Linked DNA regions of Homo sapiens: region 1 is linked to region 2. A link is a loop called in an ENCODE intact Hi-C map of the cell type or tissue named here. Cell type or tissue: PC-3. All regions are shown on one strand. Each heading gives the region's core, and the rest is flanking DNA. Links, peaks and the distances in the headings are about the cores only.

The links. Peaks named below come from ENCODE experiments on the same cell type or tissue, not always from the same donor. Only the 100,000 strongest peaks of a DNase experiment are listed, where the experiment ranks them.
Region 1: a loop joins it to region 2, with 1.8 times the contacts of the local background. A loop is called at or near these places in 1 of 110 quality-filtered maps.

Annotation. Positions count from the first base shown.
Region 1 is chr12:85,998,652-86,014,454 of GRCh38, forward strand. All of the region lies in intron 2 of MGAT4C (MGAT4 family member C), which reads right to left. Among named protein-coding and RNA genes, the nearest start is that of NTS, 130 kb to the left of the region's middle. In PC-3, for the core only: no CTCF peak of the experiment used is centred there; a DNase peak (open chromatin) is centred at 8,200; H3K27ac peaks cover 382 bases.
Region 2 is chr12:86,130,239-86,146,041 of GRCh38, forward strand. All of the region lies in intron 1 of MGAT4C (MGAT4 family member C), which reads right to left. Among named protein-coding and RNA genes, the nearest start is that of MGAT4C, 120 kb to the right of the region's middle. In PC-3, for the core only: no CTCF peak of the experiment used is centred there; DNase peaks (open chromatin) are centred at 4,553, 7,883 and 9,623; H3K27ac peaks cover 2,400 bases.

The sequences.
Region 1 (15,803 bases), core at 4,561-12,560, 130 kb before region 2:
AAACATAACAAGAGTCACTTTTGCTCCAGTTCCCAACAAGTTCTTCTTCTCCATCTGAGACCATCTCAATGTGGATTTCATCATCCACATCCCTATCAGCATTTTGGGCAAAGCCATTCAACAAGTCTCTAGGAAGTTCCAAAATTTTCCATGTTTTTCTATCTTCTTCTGAGCCCCCCAAACTGTTCCAACCCCTGCCTGTTACCCATTTCCAAAGTTGTTTCCACATTTTTGGGTATCTTTTCAGCAGCGCTCCCCACTCTACTGCTACCAATTTACTGTATTAGTCCATTTTCACAGTGCTGATAAAGACATACCTGAGACTGGGCAATTTACAAAAGAAAGAGGTTTAATGGACTTACAGTTCCACATGGCTGGGGAGTCCTCACAAACATGGTGGAAGGCAAGAAAGAACAAGTCATGTCTTACATGGATGGCAACAGGCAAAGAGAGCTTGTGCAGAGGAACTCCTCTTTATAAAACCATCAGATCTCATGAGACTTATTCACTATCATGAGAACAGCATGAGAAAGACCTGCCACCATGATTCCATTGCCTTTCACTGGCTGCCTCCCATGACACATGGCAATTGTGGGAGTTGCAGTTCAAGATGAGATTTGGGTGGGGACACAGCCAAACCATATCAAGCAGAATACACATTCTTTTCAAATGCACATAGAAGATTTTCTAAAACAGACCTGATTTGGGGATGACAAGTCTCAATACATTTAAAGAAATCGAAATTATATACAAATGTTCACAATGTGTCTCCATTACTGGATATATATCCAAAGGAAGACAAATAAATATGTTAGAGAAGTATCTGTACTCCCCTGTGTATTGCAGCACTATTCACAATAGCCAAGATAAGGAATCAACAGAAGTGCCATATGCAGATGAATAGGTAAAGAAAATGTGTGTGTGTGTGTGTGTATATATATATATATATATATATATACATACACAATGGAATACTATTTAGCCATAAAATAGAATGAATACTATTTAGCCATAAAATAGAATGGAATACTATTTAGCCATAAAATAGAATGAAATCCTGTCATTTGCAGCAACACAGATGAAACCAGAATGCACATGTTAAGTGAAGTAAGCCAGGCACAGGAAAACAAAGACTGCATGATCTAACTTATTTGTGAAATCTAAAAAAGTTGAACTCGTAAAAGCAGAGAGTAGAATAGTGATTACCAGAGGCTGGGAGGGGAGATGGAAGCTGGGTTGGTGAGAGGTACAGTTACAATTAGACAGGAAGTATAAGTTCTTGCAGTCTATTACACATTAGGGTGACTACAGCTAATAACAAAGCAGTGTATATTTCAAGATATCCTGAAGAGAAGATTTGGAATGTTATCACCGAAAAAACTTTAAAGTGACAGATATGCTAATTACCTTAATGTGATCATTGTACAATGTATACACATGCATTGAAATATCACACTGTACCACACAAATATGTAAAATTGTGTCAATTATAAATACAAATAATTTTAAAAGAAATTAGAAAAAAGGGTAAACTAACCCCAAAGTAAGCTACAAAAAGAGCAAATTAGGCAAAAAGTAAACAAAATAAAAATGACAAAAGTAAAGGTAAAAATCAATGAATAAGAAAAAATAGAAACAAATGCTGGTCCTTCAAAAAGATCAATAAAATATATATTCCTCTAGCCATACTGATCAAGAAAAAAGACATTATTAATATCATGAATGAGACACATGTCATATCACTAAAGATTCTACAGGATAATGGTATATTTTGAAAAAATATGCTAATAAGTTTGACAAGTTAAACAAAATGGAGAAATTCCTTGCAACACAGAAAAATTATTTATCTATTAATAAAATTGAATAAGCAGTTAAAACATCCCTCTCAAAACATTCCAGGTCCATATGTCTTCACTAGTGAATTCTACCAAATATTTTAAGGAAAAAGTATACCTCCTCTACACAAGCTACTCCAGAAAATAGAAGAGAAGTAAATAATTTATATTTTCCAGATCTAATAAAGCATTTTTATTAAATTTTATTTGATAACATTTTAAGTAATTTTATGAATAGTAGGAGTAAACATGAATATGTTGAAAAACAACTTTATTAGAAATAATGTTAAGCATCTAAACATAGCTAACCCAGATTTTCTTTCTAATTTTTCCAATTTTGAAAGTATATGTCTACCAAATCTACGATGCCTCATCAACTGCTCCCCAACTATCATGCCAGAACCTGCAACATATCCTTCTTGTAAGCTGTGGTTTCATATTTCTAGTATATTTCTAACAGGCTCATGCTTATCACTAGTTTGGATTATTCCTGCGTTTGCACCATCAAGACACTATACACTTGGGAATTTCAATGGCTCATAATTTTGTTGAAGGGAGGACAATTTCCTTATCCTGTCAAATCAGTTTAGCCAGAATTCCCCATCCTCCATATCTGATCCCTCAATATCTGATCAAATTTCTCACCCACCACTATCTCCCAGGTAATATATGATCACCCTGACCTGCCATCAGTAAGAATCCTTTCAAGCCAGTTTAGCAAAAAATTATCTACCCTCTTAATGATTTTCAATCCACTAACTTGCATTCTTTTCCTTGGCTATAAATTCCAACTTGTCTTTGTTGTATTCAGCATTGAGAACAATCTCTTTCTCCTACTTCAATACCCCATGGCAGTAGACCCTTGAAATCCCTTGAATAAAGTCTAAATTGCCATCTTTAACCAGTGTTATAATTTTTTCTTTAACAGTTTTTGCTGCTATGACTTGTATAGGATCAAATTCATTATTGGATTCCCAATCTTCTGACCCAGAATCCCAAGCACCTACCTTTGAAGCTTTCGTCTTCACTTCTGGTTGATTGATGGATGAGCCATTGGTGATTTCGACTCCTGAGCCAGTGCTCCAAATGATAAGTCTGTTGAAGCACAGTGAGGGCTGAGAGAGCCTGAGTACACTATACAGAGGCTGAGTTAGTCCTGTTTCTTTTTGTAAGAAGTTGGTATAGTCACATGCTTCTCTGTTAGGAAGGTACTGGCTGAATTGTAAATCTTACTTCCTGTTTCTGTCTTTGAGTGGGAATTTACTTCTTGAATCCCTGAGCTGAAATATTTTCCTTGGTTCTTTGTGAGGCAACTCTGTTCTATTTGATCCTATTTCTCCCACGGTAACTTTTTAGTCAACGGAAACCCCCTTCTTAAACTCTCACTGATCGTATACTCCACTTCCTTTCTTGTGGTCATGGTTTTGTTAAGGATAATTTGAGACTTCAGGATCTCTTTGGGAAACTGAAGATTTTCCCGAAGTGAGTCCTCTGAGATCTCTTCCTTCCCATTGCTTCTGCTCCTCCTTCATCCTTTTACTACCTTCAATCTTCCCTTCAGCTTTCTTGAATCTTTTGATATGTGCCTCTTCAGACCTCTTTCCTCTGTCTACCTGTCCTCCCAGACGTTTTTCCTTCCTGCTTCAGCCCTTCAGTCACCTGAACTTTAGGTCTCCTATTTCCATCATAACTTTCAAGGGACTCTAGGACCCCAAAAGCAATTGTCTGAGGTTGAAAAAGGAAAAAAAAAGGCTGATTGAAAAATAGATTGGATATTTTATCCAGATGAGGCTTTGGAGACATCCAGATAGGTGCTTGATGTTCTTTCAGTTTCTTGCCTAAAATGTGGTCACAGCCTCCATAACATTGCATGTATGGGCAAAAGAAAATCTTAAATGTGTCTTCTCCACAAATATTGGCTAAAAGCTTTAGTCCTCATATTGAGAAGGTAACCTTAACTTGTTCCATCTGTCAGAAACACAATGAATAAAACTATAAAGTAGAGGAAATAAGAGAGTATTACTGTGTTGTCTAACTCCTGGCTAAAGTTTCAGAATAAAACCTTTAAGATCTCTTATAATATATGTATACATTACATTTATATACAGATATATATGCAATATATATTCTTATATTTTATACATATAGGTATAGAATATACATATATCCCATTCTATGTATATACAGAATATACATATATCCCATTCTATATATATAGAATATATATTACATATATGTATGAGTAATATATATGATTATATATCATAATATATATGAGATTTATCTGTGGATGGTATTATCAAATTACTTAGTACTTTCTTTTTGTGTTTTAGAGACAGATTCTCACGCTGTCACTCAGGCTGGAGTGCAGTGGTGCAATCACAGCTCACTGCAGCCTCGGATTCCTGAGTTCAAGGGATACTCTTGCCTTAGTATCCCAAGTAGCTGGGACTACAGGCGTCCGCAATCATGCCCAGCTAATTTTCAATTTTTGTTTAGAGATGGGGTCTCACCATGTTGCCCAGGCTGGTCCAGAACTCCTGGGCTCAAGCAATCCTCCTACCTTTGTCTCCCAAAGTGTCAGGATTACAGGTGTGAGCCACCACACCTGGCCTAAAATTTCTTAAATTCTGTTCCAATTTTCAGTGATAAATGTGTGCTTATATAAGGTAAATATTTCTAAAACTCTCAGAAACTAATTCAAATGCTTTTCAAATTCACATGAAATGGACGTATATTTGGCAATTAATACTAGCTTCATATTGTTTGTTTCGTAAAAACAGCTACATTTTCTGATATATCAACATTCAGTATAATATGAATACACATTTTTATTCCACTTGGGCTTACTAGTTGAATCAGGTAATATGTCTTCTAGATGCTTAGGATTAAAAAAATTATCAGTTCGACCTTAGAATAAGTGTACAAGTAAAGATGCAGTAAAGAAGAGTTGTTTGATGCCCATTACTTCATATTTCTCAAGACAGCCATAAAACCAAAAACCTGTGTGTTTAACTTCTTTGGTTTTTGCTTTTGTGATGCTTGCCTAACATGATGATGTTAACTGTAAAAACAGTTAACAGGGAAGTAAATTGAGATTATGGCTAGCTTTGCCTGGTGTTGCAATATAGTTGCTGAAAACGGTTTCCAAATTATTTTTGTTAACTTGAAGTTTTAATGTTTTTCTAAGCTGTATTAAGTAATAAATACTCACTAAATATCTAGGTCATTACGAAGTTTTGTGAAGTTGTGAAGTTTTGTGAAGAAGAAGAAGAAGAAGAAGAAGAAGAGGGAGAAAGCTCAATGCTTTATTAATGCAAAACTAGATTTTTTTTTCTGTGGAAAATGCCAGTTTTCTTGGATTACAGTAAAAGGCCTTTTTGTTCATTTTACCTTTTAAGTAATCTTCCTAGGAAGCCAAGATTTTGTGTCTTATCAAGACAGTTTTCTATGTTTATGTTAACCTTTACCATTGGCCTTGATTATTTAAGAGAACTGAGAGCTTGCAATTTAAAAGCACTAAAGTATTTTACATGTTTTACAGTGTTGCCTTTTCAAAACAAATCTTAAGTGAAATCTTGTTTTTGAACTGATCTTGAAATTTCTCAAAGGGACCCTAAAAAATGTCAAAAAATTTGTTCTTTCACCTTGTAAAGAGAAATACTAAAAATAATTTGGTTTATTTAATTGATACATTGCATTGCATGAAAAGACACTTTCAAATAAGAAAAGATACTTTAACTTTCCCTAGATTATATTTTTGTATGGGCAAACATTATTAGGTATTTTAGAAATCATATAAATTTCCTAGAAATTTATCAATATCCCTGCTGTCCACAATATCTCTTAGTTTAATGTCATCAGTGGTGGCTCTAATTATTATTGTATGCCTCAAAAATAGCCAAATTATCTTGTCATTTGCATCATTTTTATGTTGAACTCTCATTATATGTTAATTTCCATTTTAAATTTTTTGTCATTCACATATATTCTGATTCTTCTCTGAAAATATTTGCAATCAGCTACAAGCCATAATGCTTCATGATGGTGTTGATTAATTTAGAGACCATAGTACTGAATTAAGGATTTTCAGAACTAGAGTAGACAAGCCAATGGGTTCATGAAATTTCTAACCCAAGAGCAAGGAGAACAAGAATTATTTGTTCTGATGGACAATAATGAAGTGAAGAAGAGTGATTATGGTTTTGTTTGACAGTTTGTTGGTTCTTAAATGTCCTATTTTGTGGATATAAGCACTCCCTTCCTTTTTCTCTTATTTATGGAACCACAGAACCAGCCCAATCTGGTTCAACTTTGAATAATAAAATGGTGAGTTATTTTTCAGTTGCCATGGGTTCTGGGTTGCAATTTATGTAAACTGCTTATGCTCAGATGAACCACATGTGTAACTGTAGGCAGAAACTAAATTCTAGGACCAAGAAACAGGGACTGAATTAAGAAGGGGACATCTCATGACATAATTCAATTAGATCAAGTCCTGGCATCACCCCATGGCACAATCCAGTCGGATCATGCCTCATGGCATCATCTCGTTGTAAGATCAAATCAGATCACACCTCGTTACCCTCTGCCTATAAAACCTGCCCCAGTCACCAGCCTGAAGAGACAGATTTGGTCACTGCCTTGTGTCTCCTTGCCAATAAACTCATGATAAAACCTTTATTTTCTCAAAGACTTGTGCCACATTGGGCAGAGAAGCCATTGCTTACTCAGTAACATTTACACTTGTAAAAATCAGTAGATTATACTTTTGTACATATAATATTTTCTCCCTGATCCTTCCAGAATTTGTAAACTATTGAGTATTCTTATTTTCCTGGCAATATAGTTATTTACATGAATTTAATAAGAATCTGTTCTTGTAACAGAACACAATTGGAAACATTGGTTATATTTATAAGGTTTTGACTGCAATGTCATATTTGAGAATGATGTGTATAGAATCTGAGTTAGGAACTGAGGTTAACTTTATAATAAGGAACAATTTTTACAAAGCTATCTTGAAAAAGCTGGCCCAATAATAATTGGCTTCTAGGGTTCTTAGCCTTACAGATGAGTAAGGAAGATCACTTCCTAGCAGGCCCAGGGAAGATGGGCTATCTTGGGAACCTCAAGAAGACAGGAATTCATTCAAATCTGTAAGTACCAGAAGTGAAGTCTGATGGCTAGTTCTTGGCTGGACTTCTTAGCTTCAAAAGGTTTTTGAAATTATAACCTGAGATTCCTTATGAAAAGTTCCAGCAAAGAAAACTCAAAAAGACCTATGTGGTCAATTACCATTCTTCCTTTCCTTATGTAAATAATCAGGTCAAATCTAATGAGACCAGATTTATTTTGTCTTTTAAAAGAGAATAACCTCATTTTGGTTATCTTTGATAAAAAATAAGTGTGACTAGAGAGATACATTTTATGTTCCAGTGGAAAAATATAGTGCACTCTTGTGAGTTCTCGATTATTCTAGCTTTTTTCCAGTATCCGTCTACAACTTCCAATTTTCTCTCACCCTCCTGACTTGGAGTCAATGAGATGTAAAACTGCCCTTTTTTCAAAACTCTGCAAGCTGAAGCTCGACTATGTGATATAAACATCATGGAAATCACTGTAACAGATTATGTATGGACAGCCTTTGTGCTTGTTGCTGTGTGGGCCACTCAGAATGTTCATGGAAACACTTCATGCTGTCACTGAAAACATTCAACCTGCAAACCCAGAAGCTTTGTCAGTTTGCCGCTGCCATCCCCACTTCCCTATCTAAAGATTCTTCAAGCTCAAATCAAGATGTCTTCTTGAATGGCGGCCCTGTGGAATCAGAAACTGGGTTTCTAACCATTAATTTTTTTGTTAATTTTCATAGAAATTCCCCTCATTAAATTCCTGACTGCTAACCCATCCAGCAAATATATTATACTACCATATCCCAACAGATGTTTCAGCTGGTCCTCAATGAGCAAAAGATAACTCAAAAAGAAACAGACTTGTTTTGTTCAATGGAAAAAAGAATATTTCTTTTCTTGAACAAGAGGAGGGACTGACAAAGAATCTCTCCTTGACTAAACTTTAATCAGTCTCCTCTGAGCTGAAGTAGGCCCCATGTTGGGCATATCCTCCAAGAGCCTAGTTTTAGCACTTACCCTGTAGAGTCGGCTTAGCCAAAATCCCCTGCTCTCCATATTTCATCCCTCTCAACATCTGATCAAATTTTTCATCCACCACCATCCCTCAAGTAATGACTGACAAATCTATCTTGCCTTAAGCAAGAAACTTACTGGGTCATTTTTGCAAATAATTACTCTACCCTCTTAGTGATTTTTCCATCCACTGACTCACATCCTGCTCCTTGGCTATAACCTTCTACTTTTCCTTTTGTATTCAGAGTTTAGCCCAATCTCTGTCCCCTACTACAAAACCCATTGCATTAGCCTCCATGAAGTTCCTTGAATAAAGTCTACTTTATCAGTAATAAGGGTCATGATGAATCATTTTCTTTCTTTAACAGCATCTAAGAATCTGATTCATCTAATAATTGTGAATCATATAATTCCTCTAATAATTATGACTAATATAAAGAGTATCTTCCTCTGTTTATATTTTTCTCTTTATCATTATCATAGGAAAATTAAAAATTCTGCATTTTCAACTGTGTTCAATGAATGGTTAAATATACAGATTAAAGGATAATGTCTTTAGAATTTTACTTACATACATGAAAGACTGCAATATTTTGGGCAGCACAATACCAATAGTGAAGAATACTATCCTGAAATGGGGCTTTATTTCAATACTGCATCTTCCACCTAGATGAGTCCATCATTCTTCCATTTTCTAATTATTTCAATCTATGCTTTAGCACAGTTAGAATAATTTATATGTGATGAAATACTCTCTATTAACATGAAATAGTAAGATATTTCAGGATATAAAAAATATAAGATCACCATGATCTGGTAGTGTATCATAAGATTTACCAAAAGGTCTAATGGGCTCATATGTTAATTATAATTTATAATGAATGTGCCATTTAAACAAGAATAAGTTTTCTCTTTTTTTGTCTGGTAGAATTCAAATAAAGTATAAATATCATCATACGACAAACTTTAAAACAAAAATGTGTTTAAACAAACAGAAAAAAACAATAAAAACAAAAAACTAATTGGTTTCAACAGACTCTAATGATTTATCAAAGGTGAACAGTATTTTTCGATGAGCAGCCATTTTTAATGTTGTTGATAAAGTCAAGTTCATTAATTTTTTATGGTATTGCTTTTGTGTATTCTAACAAACCATTGCCTAATTAGTATCATGGAAATATTCTCATATGCTTTCTTCTAGAGGCTTTATAGTTTTAGTTTTTAGGGTAGGTATAATAACCATCTTAAATTAAGTGTATGGTGTGAAGAAGAGGATGAAGTCCCTTTTCTATCCCATTTATTCAGTTGTATTGGGTGCCTTTGTTGAAAATCAGTTGGATATATATGTGTGGTTATATGTTTGAAATCTCTATTAGGTATATGTCTCTATTTATTTTTCTTTATGTCAATATCATACTATCTGGATTACTATCTGAAATATGATGATGTGAGTCATTTGCATTACTATGGAAGTTTTATCATCAATTGTCAATTTTGACAAAAACAATCTAGAATTTTTATTAAAAATTTGTTGAGTCTGTAAATTATTATACAATCAACTAACCAATTTCTACTGAAAAACTATTTAGAATTTGAGAATTTGCTGGTTGTACAAATAAATTATTTGAATCTAAAAATACATTTTTCTCAACATGGTATTTATTTACATTTATTCAGGTCATCTTTAATTTGTCTGAGCAATGGTTTTATTTTTCAGTGATGCTGACATCTTTCATGCCTGTAAAATTTATTATTAATAATTTTATCTTTTTTCTATTATAACAAGTGCTTTCTGTAAACATGTTTTCTGCTACTACATAGAAATTCAATTTATTTTTCTATATTGATGCCTTGGATCCTGTGACCTTGTTAAATTTAACCATCATGATATTGACAAGCAATAAAGAGTTTTAATATTTTTTTCCAATCTCTAAGACTTCAACATTTTGTTGCTGTTATTGCTGCCTTATTTCAATGGCAATAAGTAAATGGGCTTCCAGTAACATGTTAAATAGAAGTTATTAAAACAAACTTTTGTGCTTTGTTATGATGTTAGGAAGAAAGCGTTAAGTATTTCAATGTAAGGTATGAAGATAGTTGTAGTTTTCTTACAGATGCACCTTATCACACTGAGGACATTTGCTTCTATTCCTGGATTGATAAGGTTTGATATTGAGAATAAGTGTGGAATTTTGTCAAATATTTTTTCTCCATCTGTTGAATTGAGGGAGCTTTTTTCTCCTTTATTGTGCTATACGATGGATTATACTTGCTGATTTTGTAATTTAAACCAAATAGAAGTATACATTAAATAATTATATAATTATTTTTATATACTGTTGATTTGCTAAGATTTTCTTTCTGCATTTATGTTCTTCAGAAATATTGATATGTAATTTTCTTTTTTATTTTCCAATATTGTTGTCAGCTTTTGCTATTGGAGTGCCAATCTCAGAGAAACCTTAAGTCTAGGGCTAATTTTGCCTTACAGCTAAGGCAATACCCTTCTGAGTACTCTATCTAATGACCTGCATATTACAAACTTTTTCATTTCAGTTAAGAATTACTCTTAGAATAATTCTCTTTTAGAATAATTACTCTCAGAAATAAGAATTACTCTTCTTTTCTGTGTGCGTTCCAGAAGACATTGCAACTGTTCCTTTCCAGTGATTCTTTAGTAGCCTTGAATAGTTTCTTCACACACATGCCATAATGAATGCTCAGACATAAAATAATCCCTTTCTCTCTCTCTCCCTCCCTGCAGTTGTGTTTTCCATGCAGCTTTCTCCTCTCTAGTATCTGCTTGTGAATTACAGCCACTGCAGAATCCAAATATCTTAGCTATGTCTCTTCAACTCAGAGAAATCAGTTGTGTCTTTGAGTTCACTCTCCTTGTATTGCAACCCAGAACCTCTAGCCAGTAAGCTACGAAAATGACCTCATTTCCCACCCCATCCCCCCAATCAGGAATCACTGCCTTGTTCTGCCTCTTTTATAATGTCTAAATTTTGTTTTACTTTTATTAATTCTGCTTTTCTTTTAGTTGTTTAAGGATAGAGGCAAATCTGACCCCTATTTCTCCATCATGGTAAGAAGCATATTTCTGGTTATAAGATTTTTTGCCTACACATTCTTTCCTTTATTTTCTTGAAAAACGTTGCTCCATTATTGTCTTGCTTTCTATCTTACTGCTGAAAAATCTAATCCTACCTGGTTTTCTTTCCATTATAAATGCCTTGACAAATGTAAATGAGTTGGTTGTGTAGCTTAGAGGCTTGCTGAATATTTTATCTTTAAAGTGGTATCACATATGTCTTGGGGTTATCAATTCTTGGTAAAGTACTCAAGAATTACTGAAGAAATTCAGAAAAATCACTCGATCACTTGATATTTCATTGCATATTTAATTTTAAACAGACATAGGGAATATGGTGTAAGAATAATGCATAAATGTTATATATTGTGATAATGTCAAAAAATACCCAATTAAAAATACAAGAAGATAGAAAGGGGGAAGTAGTCTAAGTTTGTATATCTACACCATATAGATAATAGGTGTAAGTCACAGACTATTATTTAAAGCAAAACAGACATCAGAAGCAAAGTTAGAAAACAGGACTAATGAAATAAAGATGATTGTAAAAGGTAACTACTTAAACAAAACTGCAAGAGTTCCTAAATACCAAAATGAATATAAGAAAAATATCTGCAAAACTACTAGTGCTATGGTTTGAATGTTTGTCTTTTTTAAAACCCATGTTGAGGATAGACATGGTGGCTCATGCCTATAATCCCAGCACTTTGGAGGCTGAGGCGGGCAGATCACGAGGTCAAGAGTTTGAGACCAACCTGGACAACATGGTGAAACCCCGTCTCTACTAAAAATACAAAAATTAGCCATGCGTGGTGGTGCACACCCGTAATCTCAGTTACTCAGGAGGCTGAGACAGGAGAATTGCTTGAAACCGGGAGGCGGAGGTTGCAGTGAGCTGAGGTTGTGCCATTGCACTCCAGCCTGAGTGACAGAGCAAGACTCTGTCTCTAACAAACAAACAAACCAACAAACAAACAAACACACAAAACCCATGTTGAAAGATAATCCCCAGTGTAACAGTATTAAAAGGTGAGGCCTTTAACAGGTGACTGGATCATGAGGCTTCTGCCCTTGTGAATGGATTAATCCATTCATGGATTAATGGGCTAATGGATTAGTGGGTTATCACAGGAGGGGTTAGTTATCACAAGAGTGGGTCTGTTATAAAAGTTAGCTTGACTCTCTTGTGTCTTTTTAGTCTTGTGATGCCTTTTGCCATGTTGTGATGTAGCATGAGGCCCTCACCAGAAGCCACCCAGATGCTGCTACCTGATATTGGACTTCCCAGACTTCAGAACTGTAGAAATACATTTCTGTATGTATAAATTACCCAGTCTCTGTATTCTGAGATAGCAACAGAAAACACACCAACACAATCACAAAGGGAAATATAATACAATGAGCAACTTTCTAAATCAGAAACACAGAAGATGCAAGAAGTCAAAATTCCTAATAATAGGGGCCTTTAATTTTCACAGCCCAATATAGATCAAGAGGCCAAAAATTGCCAAATATCACAGCAGTAAATTGCATAAGTCAAGAACTTTTAGAGACATAAGCGCAGGTTTATGAATTCACTTCACAAACACAGTGAAGGAAATTAATATTCTTATCTCAGAATTTCATAGTTTCAATAGTTTAAACATTAGCAAAGACAGAGAATATAAAAAATCCAAAGTTATCTTTTAGAATTTTAATTTTGGTGTGAGTTTTGGTCAACAAAGCACATATGATAGGTAGAGATTAAGAAAGAATATTTTCTGCCTGACCATCAACCAGTATAATTCAGAATATTACAACAGAGGAGAGAACCACATTACATGAGAGAGATGTTGTTGGCTTATAATAGTATAGTAGAAAACGGGATGAGAGAATTGAAGCAAGTTAATTCCTAGGTAGTAGGATAGGGCCAATAGGTAGCCATTTAAACTTATATTTTAAATCCATAGACACTGTAAAAACATTAGTAACTTAGGGTCCCAGTGTAAAAAAAGTATGTTAATATAATTTGCGAATAATACTGATTACTAGGAATAAACACTATATTGAACATGGCAGACACAAACTCACCATCCTTTACCAGCTCCAAGTGTTAAAGTAAAACTTTGGTCTCAAATTTGCAACCAGGTGAGCACACCCTGATAATATAAACTTCCATGTCACATGCTACTGCCTGAAAATAGCAATCACACAAATGAAGATGAGTTACTTGAGCAGGAGATCTTGGTTCCATGTTCAAATAACATTTTATCTGCTAGAATTTTTTCTTTGTTTTGGAATAATATTACAAAGGACAAGTACGTTTTTCTTTTAAGGTCATGAGTTGATTGTTACAGATTAGGTTTATTTGAAAAGTCGTAACTCATATTATATTATCATGATTTGAGTGAACTATTTCTCAGGATGATACATCATCTTTATATACCCTTAATGTCATAGACATTTGCTTGCTAACGGCATATCCCACGATACTTTTTATTTCTGTTACACCCAATGGGAAATCCTGAGCATATTTTTTTACTAATTATGTTGTGTTTTCAAAAACAGCTTCATCACAAGTTTCTGATCCAAGGCTATTGATTACAGAACACAGTTATGGAAGCAAGGCTATAACAATATCCTTACTTCTCTGTACCAAATACATGCAGCATTTGCATGTCTGGTTCAATAAGGCTTAAGCAGTTTTTGTTTGGGAACAGAATCATATGCTTTTTTAAAGACCTGGGTGAGGCCAGGCGCAGTGGCTCAAGCCTGTAATCCTAGCAATTTGTGAGGCTGAGGCAGGTGGATTACCTGAGGTCAGGAGCTCGAGACCAGCCTGGCCAACATGGCAGAACCCCATCTCTACTAAAAATACAAAAAAGAAAAAAAAATTAGCCAGGAGTGGTGGTGGGCGCCTGTAATCCTAGTTACTTGGGAGGCTGAGGCAGGAGAATCGCTTGAACCCGGGAAGCAGAAATTTCAGTGAGCTGAGATCGCACCATTGCACTGCAGCCTGGGCAGCAAGAGAGAAACTCCGTCTCAAACAACAACAACAACAACAACAACAACCACCACCACCACCACCACCACCACCACCACCACCACCACCACCACCACCACCTGGGTGGTGGGCCTGGTGCAGTGGCTCGTGCTGATAATCCCAGCACTTTGGGAGGCTGAGTTGGGAGGATTGCTTCAGGACAGGTGTTTGCGACCAGGGTGGGCAACGTAGTGAGGCATCATCTCCACGAAAATTAAAAAAAAAAAAAATTAGCCACGGTGGCACATGCCTGTGGTCCTAGCTACTTGGAAGACTGAAAGACTGAGGTGGGAGGATTGCTTGAACCCAGGCATTCAAGGCTTCAAAGAACTATTATCACACTACTGCACAGCCTGGGCAAAAGAGAAGTAAGACCTTGTCTCTTCTTCAACAGAGAAGTAAGACCTTGTCTCTTCAGAAAGAGATGAATGATGAATGTTCATTTACATGAAAGTAATACTTCAAAATATAAACATTGAAATTATTTTGAAGTGATACTGTACCAAGTAATTTTTTTTTGGAGACGGAGTCTTGCTCTATCGCCCAGGCTGGAGTGCAGTGGCGCGATCTCGGTTCACTGCAAGCTCCGCCTCCCGGGTTCACGACATTCTCCTCAAGTAGCTGGGACTACAGGCGCCTGCCACCACGCCCGGCTAATTTCTTGTACCAAGTAATGTTTTAAATAGAAATAAATCCTTTCACTCTATACTTCCCCTCATAAAAGATTATTATATATGAATATATGGATAAACATACTAACATACAAAATGCATATTATATATTCATGCATTTACATTTAATTTATACATAATGTGGCATATATTCCTATACATATAAATAAACAATTATACATATATAAATAGAGCTATATTCACTTATAAATCTGTGAACGTGTACTATTCTTTCGTACCATTTAATACTGGTCCTACCTGAATTTTACCTACTGTTTACAAACCACCAACAAAAAGAACATACGGCTTTTCTAGTGTCAGTCAGGTCCACAGAATCTTAGTGAAAAAAAAAAAAAAGACTTTCTTAGTAAACTCTTTTCTCTCCTACTCCCATAAATATTATCATTTTCCATCATTCTATTCAAGCTTTTCTTCTTTTTCTTTGTTACAACATTTTTGGTATTACATGACTTCTCCTACAATCATATTTAGAGCTTCAGCTAGGACTCCTTCCTGAATCCCAGTCTCAGTTTTTGAATAATGACTATTCTCTTTACCTATTTTTCTGCTGACCAATAAAACACAATGCATCTAAAACTGTAATTTTCCTTTCCTGCCTGCTTCTCCTTCCAGATTCTTATTTTTGGTAGGCTCAGTTTTCTCAGGGCTAAGTTTATAGCTTCTATTCTCTCATAATTAGAAACATGCCAAACCCTCTTTTCCTCAATATCTCACCTGCCACAATGTTTCCTGTTGAGTTCTCACTGCCATAATCAAAGTTCCGGTTAATACTTCCTTTAATTTTGGCAACGGCATTACATTACTGATGGTTTTCCCTACCTGTTCATCACAATTTTGAAGCATCAACCCCTAAACCGGAACTGGGAAACTAGTTTTGGACGTTCCATCCCTAAACCAGAAGTGGGATGATCCGCCCTTGAGGAGAGATCTTGATCCATTTCCAGCCTAGGAGCTTCAAGCAGATGCCTGCTTGAGGATGTTAATGCGGGAAAGGTAACAATCCTGCCTTGC
Region 2 (15,803 bases), core at 3,032-11,031:
GTTGGTTAGTACTGACTAATAAACATTAAAGATTGTTATCACAAAAATGAAAATACCCCACATAAATCCATATTGAATATGAAATATAAGAAATGTGAGAATGATTATTTCCATGCCAAATGTAATAAAATGGCTCACAATACAATTTTAGAAGGATAAGCAACATACGTTTTGGAATTCTGATTTTTTAGGGTAACTATATCTAGGAAAAATAATATCTGTATTTTATAAAAAGTAGATAATATAAGGCAATGCTTTCCTAACTCAATACAAATGGCTGACTTGAACATGATATCTGAATAAGAAAATTCTCTAGTGTTGCTTTTCTTCTTTATTGAGAAAGCTGATACAAATTCATATGTACAAAGAGTAAATATAAGATTAAAATATTAATTTAGACTCCAGTAGAAGTAATGTTTTCAATGATTTTTTTTCTGAAATAGGTATGAGCTTATAATAATACATCCATTACATAATCTTAAAAATTTATGTTGGTATCTGGATTCAATATTTATTTTAAATTTATAAATTTTCAGTAAACCTGGTCAAAATATTCCTCACCTGAATTAAACTTACCACTGAGCTAAAACCATATTGTATTTAGTTTGAATATATGCTGATGCACAATACTACCTAACCATTATAATTATTTTTACTCTCACCACCATCACCATCATATCTCTATTATCATTATTATTACTAGTACTATTTCTACTATAATGTTGACTACCTTTGCTGAAACTATTAAAACTGTTATTATATAATAACTAATTCATACTTTGTTAGTTCATCAGTGATAGAACTATAGTGAAAACATCTCTCAAGTTTTCCAGACCTTAACGTTGAAAAGCACAGCATTTGAAATAGACAGATCATGCCAATTACTAGCCATACGGCTTTGGACAAGTAATTTATTCTCTCTGAACCTCAGTTAATTCCTCCATAAAATGTGATAATAATATCTATCTCTTAGTCTATTGAAAAATAGTACAATAATGTATATAGAATACATGGATCTAGAAGCTGATAGTACATATAATATTCTGGGGATCAATAAATACTAATTCATTTCTGATCCAGGCAAATGACCCTTATCTTTCTGTCCTTGTTTTAAGATGTTCTTCATAGGGTGAGTTTTCTATTGCTCTCAAAATTTCATATACTCATATTTGGACATTCTCTAGGTCCATTACATATTTCTTGAAGTACAAGGTTCTGAATAATAGCTGATACACATGATCTACAAAGGGGTATTTTGCAATAATTAAAAGTTATGCTGAATTTGGCATTTATTCTTTTATTTTGTATAAATTTTTTATTTCAATAGACATTATTTTTCATTGTCTTGAGAAAAATGTGCTAAAATATTTTAATGAATTTTTACTGGCTTTATGTCATTAGTCAGACTTTGATGTTTATCTTACGAGACCCTTAATTCTTTTATGATAATTTACTGATAATCAAGATAGTAGTATCAAAGTAAGGAGGTGATTTATAAAAACTGGTTTTTTTTTCAGCCTGCACAATACAACCGTTAAGAAAATCTTCTATTTAATTTGTAAAAATAAGCTGCTTAGGCTGTATATTATATAACTAAAGTCTTGGCTACATTATTATAGCAGCCATAATTAATAGTCTTCCTCAAATATAAACTATTGTGTGGCCCATTTAATTCAATTGTAAGAATCAAACTGACTAGTACATTTTTAAAACGAGAATAGATAACACTAAAGGCAGTAAAATTATAAATGACACAAGTGATTAAAATGAAAAATTCCATAAATTTTTTTGATGGTAAGAATTTAGTCTCTCTCTGGACAGCTTTCAACACCAAGCTTTTTTAGGATCTACCAGTCTGGGGAAGTTTGTACATATTTATTCTCATGCTGAAATTAAAAACAAAAATCTCTTTGTCTTGAAATTAACATGAATGTATTCAATGAGTACTCAATAAATACTTTCTGATTATCTGTCTGAAACATTTGAAATATTTTCTTTATTTGTAAGCAAATATAATATGTGACTTATAACAGAATGGAATGAGCAGTTACATACCAAGGAGAATATGAACTTTCCTTTTTCAATATAAATTGATTCTAAAATTCAACAGTGTTTAGACGATTCTCTTTTTTTTTGCCTGAATTTTTCTATTGAGCTTATGACTTAGAATAATTCTTCCTTTCATCACTTCTTCCACAATCTTATGAAATTATAAAACAATTACACTACCTGTAGAAACTTTCTTGTAATTAAAACACAAGTGAAAAACTGACGGCTGGGCGCGGTGGCTCACGCCTGTAATCCCAGCACTTTGGGATGCCAAGGAGGGCAGATCATGAGGTCAGGAGATCGAGACTATCCTGGCTAACACGATGAAACCCCGTCTCTACTAAACATACAAAAATTAGCTGGGCATGGTGGCGGATGCCTGTAGTCCCAGCTACTCGGGAGGCTGAGGCAGGAGAATGGCGTGAACCCTGGAGGCGGAGCTTGCTGTGAGCAGAGATCGCGCCACTGCACTCCAGCCTGGGCTACAGAGCGAGACTCCGTCTCAAAAAAAAAAAAAAAAAAAAAAGAAAAAAGAAAAACTGACAGTAGGGTTAAATGTTATTATTTCTCAAAAGGATCCCAAATTGATATGTCAAATTAAATCAAAGTACAAATTTACTTCTAAACATGGCATCATTCATTTTTTCATCATATTGATGGATTCAGTTTCTTTACCGAGTCTATATATTTTCTCAGTTCAGAAACAAAGTGACTTGTTCTTTATATTACTCTCCTTGGGAGAAACATCTGCTAAGTATTTGAGACTTAAGTATTTTCCTGTGTCTAGAAGAAGTACCTTTGTTATTGCTTTGTTTCATACCTATATTTGCATAATTTTGTTCAAGAGAAGTATACTTTCTTTTCCAATTACTACCTATTAGAAAAATAAGCAGATAAAATGTACTTAGAAAGCACATGTTAAGTAATTTGCTCATTTATATTTGATTAGATTGCTCTTTAATTGTATCTGGGAAGGTTTAGAGCGTAGAGAGTGGGAAACAAATACTTAAGCATTGCAGTAGCCTGCCACCCATCAAAAGCACTTCACTTCTTAAATGTCAGTATCCTTATTTGTAAATGACGACTTTGTTACTTGTCTTGCCTTATAAGCTTTTGGAAGCATTTTAGAGTAAATGAGTTTTTTGATAAAGCACTGCAAATTTAAGATCAGTTTGATAATTTTCTCTAATTTAAAATGTACAATAAAAGATGGACAGCTTATCTTTTATGAAGATTCCTTAAAAGCTCTAAATACAATCAGGGTTACTTCACTGGATTAATAACAGAATTAAGTCAGTATTTATTGCACTAACTTCCTACACTTATTATAATGCAGGTTATTACCTGTGGTAACTTCTTTTCTAATAAATGGATTCAAAATCCTTATATGTAAAGATCCAAGGAGCTGCAATTTACAATGAAAAACAGTTTGATGCTTAATAAATCTCCTTTAATAAGCATTCAGTTAAGTAAAAGTGTTAAAATTTTGGTAAAAATATCTGTAAGAATTTATTCATGACTTTGCAATAGACCTTTTGGATGACACATATTCAATTAGGGAAAAACAAGATGAAACAAAAACAAAGTAATCATCTCATTCCATGGAGAACTTAGAAATATGCAATTTAGTTGCTAAATTTAGGTTTTATTTCAAACTTAGGAGATTTTATTCCTAATTTTACGTCACTATAACAATAACTAAAAATACTAAAAAGTTCAAATGCTACGTTTGCATTTTTTATTTTTCTTGAATTCAAGAAGAAAAAACAGCATATAATTAATCACATTATTTCTAGTTATGTGTTTTACAATTCTATGTTACTCATAAATCGTGACCATTTTTGTTTTCAGTTATGATAGCCACTTAGTTAGACTCAAATAATGTTTTCTAATAGTCTTGTCTAAATAATTCACAAACAGGATCCACAAGTTCCAAAATGTAATATTTTATTTGATTAACCAGTAATTTTTAGTCCTCATTTTTGCTTGGACATAACTTTGTCAAGAATATTATAGGACTATATACATTTCTTACTATCTATATTCACTTCAAAATTTTAGCTAATATAGATTTCAAGTTCTTGTTTCTTGCAGAATCTCCCACCCCAAACCCATTATAAAAAGGTTTGTTTGGAAAAAGAAATATTTTTTTGATATGGTGTGGTTTTTGTTGTAAGTAGGGTTTATAAATTTAAGGACCACCCTTCATCCACCAGTTTTTAATTTAATCATGGGTTTCTTGTGCCTGATAGCAGCATAACCCATTTTTCTATTTTTTTTCCTTTGTCACCCTCACTAATGAAACCAGTAATAGTCCTGAACCCCATGCCGTTTTGTCATGTAGTTACAGCTTGTCCTTTTATAAAAGAAAATTAGAAAACTGCTGAGTGTTATAGATATTAATGGTTGTTAGAAAAGCATAATAAAAGCCTCTCTTTCTGGAGCACTGCTAAGCTTTTATGTCATTATTCATGAGTGACTAATGCATTCAAAGAAGAGTGCCGATCTCTAAGGCTGGGATGATGAACAGTGGAGAGGGACAGAATGGCTAAGAGAAAGTCGTTTGTCAAATGTGAAGATTTAATAACAGGCTTGCCTACAATAAGATATTTCAGCTGAACTTAGAAAAAGAAACTTTTCTTACATATGAGGTATTATTCATGGTATTTCAAATCACCAGGAACAAATCTATAGGATACCTTTGTTTAAATGAATATTTTTCAGGAACACACACAACCCCCAAATCCAGAAAGTAAGCGTCTTATGAAATGCCATTGAACTATACCTGTTTTATTTCTTTTATCATACCATATCACATATATATTGCTCAATTTGTGGGTAGTTAAAAGAATCATAAATAGAGCATCTGGATTTGTTGGTGTTCTTTGACTGTAAGCAATGAAAACCAACTCAGGGTTTATATAAAACATGAGTTTATTAGAAGGATATAGAGTAGCTTTTGAAATCCTAGGAAAGTCTGAAGATCAAGGAGGACAGGATCAAAGACGTTTCTAGAAGTATGGTAGGAGGAACTAATGGACAGTCTCATGAGGGTAATGCCATTAGTAAAAATCACCTCCCAACATTTTTGTTTTAAACGTTTTTCAGTTCAAATTTCAAATTCCAAAGACAGACAGCCATATGACTATCAGGGGAGAGTATGTGCGTGATCTTATTTGTAAGGTTTCAGGCAAAGGCTGGATGGTGTAATTACGCAAGCAAATATTGAGGTTGTATTACTTAAAAAAGTAAGGGGGGGCAGACAAGATAAACGCTGGGAAGATAAAAGGATAGTTATGAACTATACCTGCCTTCTGGATATCTCTCAGGCCTATTTATTTTCTTTTTCCGCAACAAACACAAAATTATAGTGACCATTTACATAGTGTCCTAAACTACATGCTTTCCTGTGACACTGATTAGAATCTGTCCCTTAGAGAATGTCAGCATCATCTTTGATTTAGCAGCATCTTAATGTTGTATAGAAGTGTAACAACTTATAACTGCAGGATAAAATATGTTTTTCAGATTAAGGTGATCAATAACCTCTAATTCCAAACACATTATTGCTAAATTACGATGCATGTGAAATCTGGATACAAGTTAACTACTGATTAATTCATTGTGACTCGCTTGGCTTAGGGATACAGTTTAAACATGGAAAGATAAGAGAAGAAAATAATTTTGTTCATTTGGACTAAAACTGTAGTTTTGGTTTCTTCAGAACAACTCAAGAATTTATATTATTACTGGAGAATTAGTTTTGCTTCATTTTCTCATAGATTAGTAATACATAAAGGGAATTTGATTTTGCAAACATTATTGTTTAAAACATCAATAAATATATCCATAAAATAATCACTCTATTAGTCTGTTAGATAGATCAGTCATCCATTAATTCAATTAAGAATTATTGAGTCTTTTATGTTCTAAGAAGTGTTCTAAAAACAGGGGCTCTATTTGGTGGGAAAAACAAAATGAAACAAAATAAAACTCTGTCTTTATGTAGCTCACATTCTACTGGAAATATACAAGATAAATATACCCATGAATATATAATAAAATGCCAGCTAGTTGCATGTGCTATGAAGAAAAAAGAAAGCATGGAGATGGAGAATAATGGAGGTGGGGGTGGTGACGTGGAGGACAAATATTTTAGATAGAGTGGTTAGGAAGGGCATCTATAAGTGTGTCCTTTGAATAGGAATGACAATAAGATTAGACAAGCAGTTACATCACGAAGACGTTATGCAATGTGAAAGAGTTGGTCAATTAACATCTGATAGGGTTTCGTTATTCTTTAAGTGTTATATTACTCAAGATCCCATCAGTTATTTCTTTTCCTACCCTGCAAACATTTCCTACATTCTCTTATCCACTCATATCTTTGTTTTTTTGTTTTTGTTTTTTCTTTTTTTGAGATGGAGTTTTGCTCTTGTCATCCGGTCCGGCATGCAATAGCGTGATCTCAGCTCACTGCAACCTCCGCCTCCCAGGTTCAAGTGATTTCCTGCCTCAGCCTCCCAAGTAGCTGGAATTACAGGCACACACTACCACGCCTGGCTAATTTTTGTATTTTTAGTAGAGACGAGGTTTCACCATGTTGGCCAGGCTGGTCTCGAACTCCTAACCTTGTGATCCGCCCACATCGGCCTCCCAAAGTGCTGGGATTACAGGCATGAGCCGCGCGCCTGGCTCACTCATATTTTTGACTATAAAAATATGATAAGATTATTATATGCGAAATCCTATCTGGTGTCCTGAGCTCCATTACAGACTTCAGACTTCAACTGTTTAGTGTCTGTCAGGATACCAGAATGTCCCAGAGTCACCTTATATACATTCTTTCCAAGTCGAAATGAATTATTTTCAGCATCCCATTCATATTCCTTTCTTAACTCTGTAACCACATATAGAAACCTACAGCCATTCTTGACTACTTTTTCCTCATGGAAACATAAGACTCAATTTATTTTGCATCTTAAATATTTCATAAATAAAAAAGCTGCTTCTGTTCATTCTGACTACCCTCATCCTTTATCATTGATTACTTGCACTTTTGCAACAGCTTCCCATATATTTTCCTAGGCTTCAATTAAATATCCTCATCTGTCCTTCTACTGACCTTACTGAGATAATTGTATATATGACTTTGTCAGGCTCCTTCTTAAAACCATTCAGTGACTGTTATTGCCTAAAGTCCAAGCTCCTTATAAAACATTACTTCTTATATAATCAGTCCTAAGTTTAAACAAGCCCTTTGATTAAATCTAATAAATTCTTATCAGTTCTTTACTCACCTTATACGCTCAAGAAAAGTATTTAACAAAATCGACCATGTCTAGGAACTCTCTTTGGATTCTGTGATGCCATATTTTGCAGACATTTGTAGGTGCTATGGCCAGATTCCTTCCGATTACTTTTATCATATCTGCATACCTATACTCCCCTCCTATGAAACTTGCTTCTAACTTCCTGCATTTGCAGTTAAATTTTAAGGACTGCATACAGACAACTGTGACCCTTTTGCAGAGAACAGACAGTACGTGGGAGCCAATAACCACATGGAGCTGACTTCGGCAAATACCCTATGAGAGTATAAAAGTTCAGCTCATTTGCATGGAGTTGGGAAAAATTCTGAGGAGCATTTTACCCTTCAGGTCTTGCCTAAGGAAGCAGGCTACAGTTGGGATTTTCCCAATAATCACACACTTACATGGTTTCTTCCTCTTCCCTACTCCCTTACCAGTTTCTCCAGAAATACTTTTCTAATAAATCACCAGAATGTGAATCACGTTCTGAAAGGCCTGCTTCTGAAGACATGATTAAATACTCCACTCTATCCTGTTTCCTTTATCCTGCTTGGCTCCTCTTCCTTGCTTTCCGCTACCAGCTTTTCCTTCTTCATCCAACATACAAATTCCTGAGTTCCTCAGCACTCAAACTCAGACTCATTTCTCATTGCACTCTATACCCCCTCCTTAGGCAATTTTGCCCATACCTATGACTAATGTTACAATCATTTTTTTTTTTTCACTACCCTAGACTTTTCTTCTCAGGGTTAGACAATATACCTAACTGCCTCCTCAGGATTCCCACTTGGATATCAGGCAACTCAAACTCAATGTATCTCAATGATCTAGCTCAACAAACATTGTATATAACATATATATATATTTCCATATATATCCATATATATATTTCCATATATATATCATGTATATATTTCCATAGATATATCATGTATATATTTCCATAGATATATCATGTATATATTTCCATAGATATATCATATATATATTTCCATATATATATTTCCATAGATATATCATATATATATTTCCATAGATATATCATATATATATTTCCATATATATCATATATATTTCCATATATATATTTCCATATATATCCATATATATATAAAATACAAATCATCTCTATATTAGGTACTCACACTATGGAGGAAAATTAACAAGAGAACTGCTGGCTTAAGCGGGCATTCAGACTTGGAGGAGGAAGGTAGAAAGTTCTTTTGGACTAGTGTCAGGAAGAGAGGAACTTTCCTTATAAATTAGCAGCCACAGACAGCCTGCCTTGTATCAAGAGGGGTGGAGAGGAACAGTTAGACAATAATATCCTGTGCAAGAGGATGTGGGGAGGAACAGCTGGAAGATCACGTGTGAAAGGCCACAATGGAAAATGCTGTGTCCTTCAGAGTCTCTCCCAACATCATCTTCCTGGGTCCTCATGACTTCCCTCCATCTTGTTTGCCTCACCCTAGAGTAATTAACTATATTTCTACTGAATTTTTCTGATAATTTTCAAAATATTTTCTTTGCATCTAATCTTATCCTTCTATGATGTGTTTTACAGTGTTTTATTAAGTATTTAGAAATTATAAAAATCATTAAAGGCTATAAAAGATAAGACTAACATGCCAAATGACTAATTTATCCAGCAGTTTAAGAAACCCCCTGGGTGCTTCTCTCTTTCCTCAGGCATGACCATTTTTGTGACTTTTAGTTTCATCAGTCATTCCCTTGATTTCCTTAAAATTTTATCATTTATGTCTGTATCCCTAAAATATATTGTTTATTTTTCCTATATGTTTAAAAGACTTAACTATAAAATAATACTGTATATATTCTTCTATGACAACTTTTTTCACTCAAAATTATGTTCCTTATCTTCATATATGTTATATGAATCTTTTTTTAAAATTTTCACGGATGTATAATATTTCATTATATAAGTAAAATATAACTTATTTACCCATTCCAATGTTGATGGGTATTTGGGAGTTTTTCAATTTCTAAAGATTAACTTAATAACTAACATGAATCATTAATTAATTTACAATTATAAAAAGGCATTTCAATGAAAATGTATATATATGCTTTCTGATATACAAATATAAGAGTTTCTTTAAATAAGAATAGAAAAAAAACGGTTCTTTGAGGATATGACTTAAGCTTTACTAGACAATGCCAAATAATTTTCCACAGCATTTGTATCAACTTTATATTCATAATCCTACCTGCAGTGCATGAGAATTTTAGCTGCTCTGCATTTGCATTAAGAGTCATCCATTCCTCATCCAGCAGTTACTATGACCTTTTACAAATACAAATCTGATTAAGTCACCCAAACCTTGCCTAAAAGCCTTTAATGGTTTCTCAATGATCCTAAAATAAATTCTAAAAGTTTAACATTGTTGAAGGATTCTTTTTGCCCTGACCTCTCCCTCATTTAGTATTTTATATCATTCTTCTTGCCTTCTATGTCTATACTGGCCTTAAATTTCTTTTTTCTGCCCCAAGGCCTTCATATGATAAACTTCTTCCTGGAACTCTTTAATTCTACCTGTTCCTCTGATTAACTTTTCTCCTTTAGTCATATATTAAATGTCATTACAGCAAGGAAGCTTTTCTGGACTCTTCAGAATTGATTAACTCCCCTCATATTGCTGTAATTACACATTTTCTAAATATAACATTTATCTCAAAAATAATGAAGAAACAATTGTGGTTTAAAATGTGCCCCTATGTCCTTTGCAGGGACATGAATGAAGCTGGAAACCATCATTCTCAGCAAACCAACAAAGGAACAGAAAACCAAACACCGCATGTTCTCACCACATTATCTCCTATAAGTGAGAATTGAACAATGGGAACATGTGGACACAGGGAGGAGAACATCACACACCGGGGCCTGTCGGGGGGTGGGAGGTTAGAGGAGGGATAGCATTAGGAGAAATACCTAATGTAGATGACGGGTTGATGGGTGCAGCAAACCACCATGGTACATGTATACCTATGTAACCTGCATTTTCTGCACATGTCCCAGAGAACTTAAAGTATAATAAAAATAAAATAAAATAAAATAATATGTGCCCCCTACCAACCTTCACGTTCAATAGGTTCAATCATAGTTTCTTGTTCTGTGTTGTTCACAAATTTATTTAGAGCAACTAGAATGTACTTGACAAATAGTCAATGTTCATTATACATGCTGAATGAGAATGACTAATCTCCTCAACACATACACAGTATAGTTTATATTAATTTTCATTCTAGAAGAGATACATTTTTATTCAACCCATAGTTATGTTATTGTTTTACTTTGAATACCCCCAACTTCCAAGTGAGTGGTATGCTTTTCCCTGCCATTGATGCCATGATCTTCTTTGACCAATGAAATGTGCAGAGTGTCATGAAATCAGAAAGGTGAAATGTGCTCATTCTTTTAGGTGTGCCTTATTTCCTTCCACTGGCACCATGAGAGAGGAACATGGTTGAGCTAGCTTGCTGGTCTCTGAAAAATAAGTGTCACATAGACAAGTGTAGATAAGCCAAATACCATCTGATCAACAAATTCAGAGATAAATACTTCTTTTTGAATGCCTCTGAGATTTGGTGGTTATTTGTAGACAGAAAAAGTTAACACACAGAGTAGATAAATTTTTACAAAGGATACAATTCTTAGAAGGACACAAGTTTAACAGAGACAAGTTTCTCAAGGAATTATCAATAAAATAAAGTGAATTCAATTTAAGTTGAAATATAAATAAATAGCTGCTCAAATTCATTTTTTCAAAATAACTTAGATGAAAATGAAATACAAAGTTAAACACTGGAAAATTTGAGTGAAGAACTGCTTGATTTTAAACTGATTATAAGCCTTTTATCACATAAATCTTTTCATGTGTCTAGGCATAAAACAGTAAGGATCATGGCTGTCATCAGCTATGAATGACAATATACCTTACTATTGTATGGGCCAGCTTTAAACTGAACACTTTCTATTAGCTGTACAGAAAGGGTTTTGTAATCTTTTCTTGGAATGGCCCCTATTTTTCAGAGCTGAAATATAAAATGCTATTAACCAATTACCAGCTATACCTAATGTTCAAGTTTAGCTTTTTAGTCATAAAGAAAAAAAAGCTTTTTAAGTTTCAGAGGAAGTGAGTATATCATAACTAAAAGCTTATAATTTAACTCATGTAGATTATACAATTCAAGTGCAATTCATACCCGCTAAGACTATTTCTGGTGGCTTCAGCGACTGGAAATATCTCTAACCTTATAGGCCAAGAAGAGACCCGACAAAAGGAAGCCTTTCACTTCATGCCAGTGTAAGCTTGATGTCAGCATTTTCTACCTTTATTAGGAGAGTTACTGTCCTTTTCTTACAGGGGAGTGGTCTTATGTTAGGATCCAAACAACACTAATATGAGGAAACAGTAATTCTAAGGAAGCCTCATCAACTTTATTACTGACTCCCCTGGCTTTAGTCAGTCCTACTAAGGACAAACCTCTGACTTCAGTTAAGCAAGTCTGATTCTCTCTTGAAAACTGAGCATTGAAATTCAGGTTTAGCTAATTTGATCTATGGTTTATGCCCAGAATTTAGGTGATGTAAACAGGAAGGTGGTCATGTGGATGTGAAGAGAGAAAGTGAGGCCACACACAGAGAGATGAAAATCAAGCCAATATAGCACACATGTGCAGGTTAAAGATGGAGCTTCCTGCCTAGGTTCTCAGCTGTCAATTCCATTTTCTCCCTTGTGAAGAGGTCAGTGTACCCATGTTTATTTTCATGTAATTAAAGTGAGGTAAGAACTCTGATCTCTGGGTTGCTCATTTTCCTGTCAAACTTAGCTATGATCAAATGAGGTATTTTACATCAGAATCTATTATCTGTAATCTCAGCAATCAGCTACTAGGAAATGTCTCAGTATATACCAATCCTGCTTTCTCTCATTTTCATAGCTGTAGTTCTGTGCAAAATCTAATCCTTTACAGCTGAATAGCTGAATATATAGTAGGGGATTGTTTATATATTTATATTACATATTTAGATATTGGTGGTTACAATAACTACATAGGTAGGGATGGAGAGAGGCATTGTGGTCCATTCTTTTTTTTTTTTGTTTTTTTTGTGGAGGGTTGGGGGTTGTCGAGGCTTCAGTTGGGCTTTTCTTGTTTATAACCAAAATATATTACTGTGGATTCAGTTGTGTCCCTCTCAAAATTCATATGTTGAAGCTCTAACCACCAATGCAACTGTATTTGGCGATAGATCTTATAAGGAGGTAATTAAGTTAAATGAGGTCAGAAATGTGGGGACCTCATTCAAAAGGATTAATGTCCCCTTATAAGAAGAGGCTCCAGAGAACCCACTTATTGTCTTCAAAATCCCACAAATGAAAGCTGTGTAAGAACACTGCCAAACAGCGATTGTCTATGAGCCAGAAACAGAACCCTTACCAGAAACTAAATTTGTTGGCACCTTAATCATGGCCTTTCAGCCTCCAGAACTGTAAGAAAGAAATTTGTGTTGGTTAAGCCACCCAGTTTATGGTATTTTTATATAGCAGTGAATCCCATGCCTGAGGGGGCCCAATATTTACCTGGGATCCTCCAAATTTCTACATAGTGAAGCCAGATGACACAGCAACTCATAAGTTGTCTTAGTTTCAGAATCATCTCCAATGAGATACAGATCTATCATAAAAAGCACACACCTGCTTTCACAGCATGGCTTAAGGGTGAAATTTTCCCTGGACAAAACCAATTTACATTTAATTTATTGCTACCCAGAAGTATGTCTGGCTTTCTGCTTTAGAGGAGATTGTCATGCAGAAAAAGAGGGAAACTCATAAACAACAGTCTATGACAATGTAATAGAGGTGTAGATAGCTTGTTATGGGAGAAAGAAAGACTAACTCATTGGAAATAAAGGAAAAATTTACGCTTAGGGTATTTTTGGGAAAAGTTTACCCTTTCTCACCTGAAAAACAAGACTTCAGGTACTTAAGGTTCTTTGCTGTTATGAGATTTTTATTTTGGCTTACTTAATCAGCCTTAGTATGTTAAAGAGAAGAACCGAAAAACCAATGCAGGATATTCCGATAAAACACAGATACTTGAAAACTTGAGTGGCAGAAATTAGAAGTAAGAAGAAAAGAAAGAAATAAAAAGTGTTTTTAATCAGAAACCCTGAATACTAAACATACTATTTTAGCAGGTTGTAGATATTGTTGAACCCAGCACATGAAGGCAATAGAAACTAACATGTTGAGGGTAGAGAAATAAAAAGAACATAGGCTAGTAAGTGATTTAGGTGCCTCACTTTTATGGCATTCTTTTCCAAGATGGGAATAATGTTGATTTATCCTTTGTGATGTCAGCCCCTAGCACAGTGCCTAGCACATAATATGTGTTAAATAAATTCCAGTCATAGGGATGATGCGCACAAGTACGTGGTTTGCTGAAGAGGGAGCCACTAGGTGGCTGGGCATCCAGGAGAGACCACTCGGACAAATTTAAACAGAGAGGACAGAAAAGACCTTTCATGTACTTTACGTTTTTTACATAAGCCTACATATAGTTCGTTTATATATCCTGGTCCCATATCAAGCCTTAAAATTAATATTTTTTATTTCAGCTTTAATATGCAGTCACTGTAGGCCATGTTAATAAATATTCTTTATTTTAGTAAGTAAAATATTTCTTTTTACCAGGAAAGCTATATGCAGTGAAAACGCTGATAGATTCTCCTAATTGAAACTACATTGCTAGTTATACCCTCGAGTACAGGTCTTATCTCTACTTAATATAGGATGCTAAGAATCATGACACTATTATTAAAATAGAGACACATTATTCTTCAGGTCAGAAAAGAATTGGTATGTGTGACCAAGGGGTTTATACATTACATTTCATCACAACATTGTCATTCTTTTAATATAGTGCAGAACACTAAAAGCTATTGTTTCCATGAATTACAACCCCAAATACTTTCACTCTGCAGATTCATTTTATCAGGATCTCAGTATTATACATCACAACTGTAATGTGTAACATATTTTCAGTACATATCTTTATTGTACGTTATAGGCTAAAGTAGCATAATTATCATTATAGTAAGGTTTTACAAGAGACTTTATGTTTTAATTTTTATGTTCAAAGTTATTTAAGTAGTCACTGCAAGAAGAATCTTAAAAAATACTCATAAGTTATACTATAAAACCAGTCCTTGGAGATTTTAAATTATTTTCAATTTTTAGGGGGTCTTTTATGAGAAGAAATATTTTATCAATAAGGGAGTAAACATTTTCAATGCATGCTCTTCATTTCACATTTTGCTTCAGCTTGCACCAAGTGGTTATTTTGCAGGAAAACAAAACAAAACAAAAAAAATATTAAAGACTCAACTCTGCTGCACTAAAGTAAATCAAAAGCAACTGCAGAAACAAAAAGCTGTTTAAATGCAAAACCTTGCCAACTTTTCTGTCAGGGTATACAACTTTTAAATGGTGTCTAAATATTTTAAGCATAATAAGAAATAGATCTCTAAAACTTATATCGCTATCCACCTCTAGCTTCTGAGATAAATTCTGGCCTGACTAACCATTAGTAGATAATTAGAAATGAAATGGGAGATCCAACATTAACACAGACTTTCTTTTTTTTTGGCTTAGGAGCCTCCTTTATGCAAATTGGTAGGAGACCATTTTCATGCAGTTCTGGCAATCAGTACTTAATTTGTTGATAGCCTTAACAGTTGTGGCCAGAGTATAATTGGTATGGGCCCTTGTGCAAGAAAAATAAATTGGGTTGTGCACAAAACTAAGCAACATAATTACCAACAATTAGACGTTAATTACCAAGTAGCAGATTCTCAAACCTTTCTCCTGAATTTGGCCAAAGCTAGACCTAATTATATTTTTATGTTGTGAAAACATCCATGTGCCTGAGATAATCAGGTGTTCCGAAGGTGCCTTCTGTAGATACTGTGTTTTGTTATGGATTCTCATGTCAGGAAATTAAATATGTTTATATTTGGGCTTATCTAATAATCACAGAAAAGTTAGTGAGGTGGGATTTGTGCTAATTTGGTAGTCATTTATTTACCTTACCTATTTAATTTGATCACTTCTGAAAATACTGATGTAAAAAAGAATGAAAATTATTTTAGGATTATAAAAAGAAAGAACAGAAAGATTTTGCTCAGGCAAAAATAGAGTTTCTCCAAGTATCCTTCACTATAACAAAGAAATCTTTTCCAATATTAGACCCTAGGGGAACACAGCTACAGCCACAGTCTGCATAACAGGTTTTTACTACTAGATGCGACATGAAAAGTATTTATACAAAAAAATTAGCAGATCAAACATTATATTATAACTATGAATGAAAACAGTCTAAGACATTTTTGGGGAACACTAAAAATATGTTGCAGACATT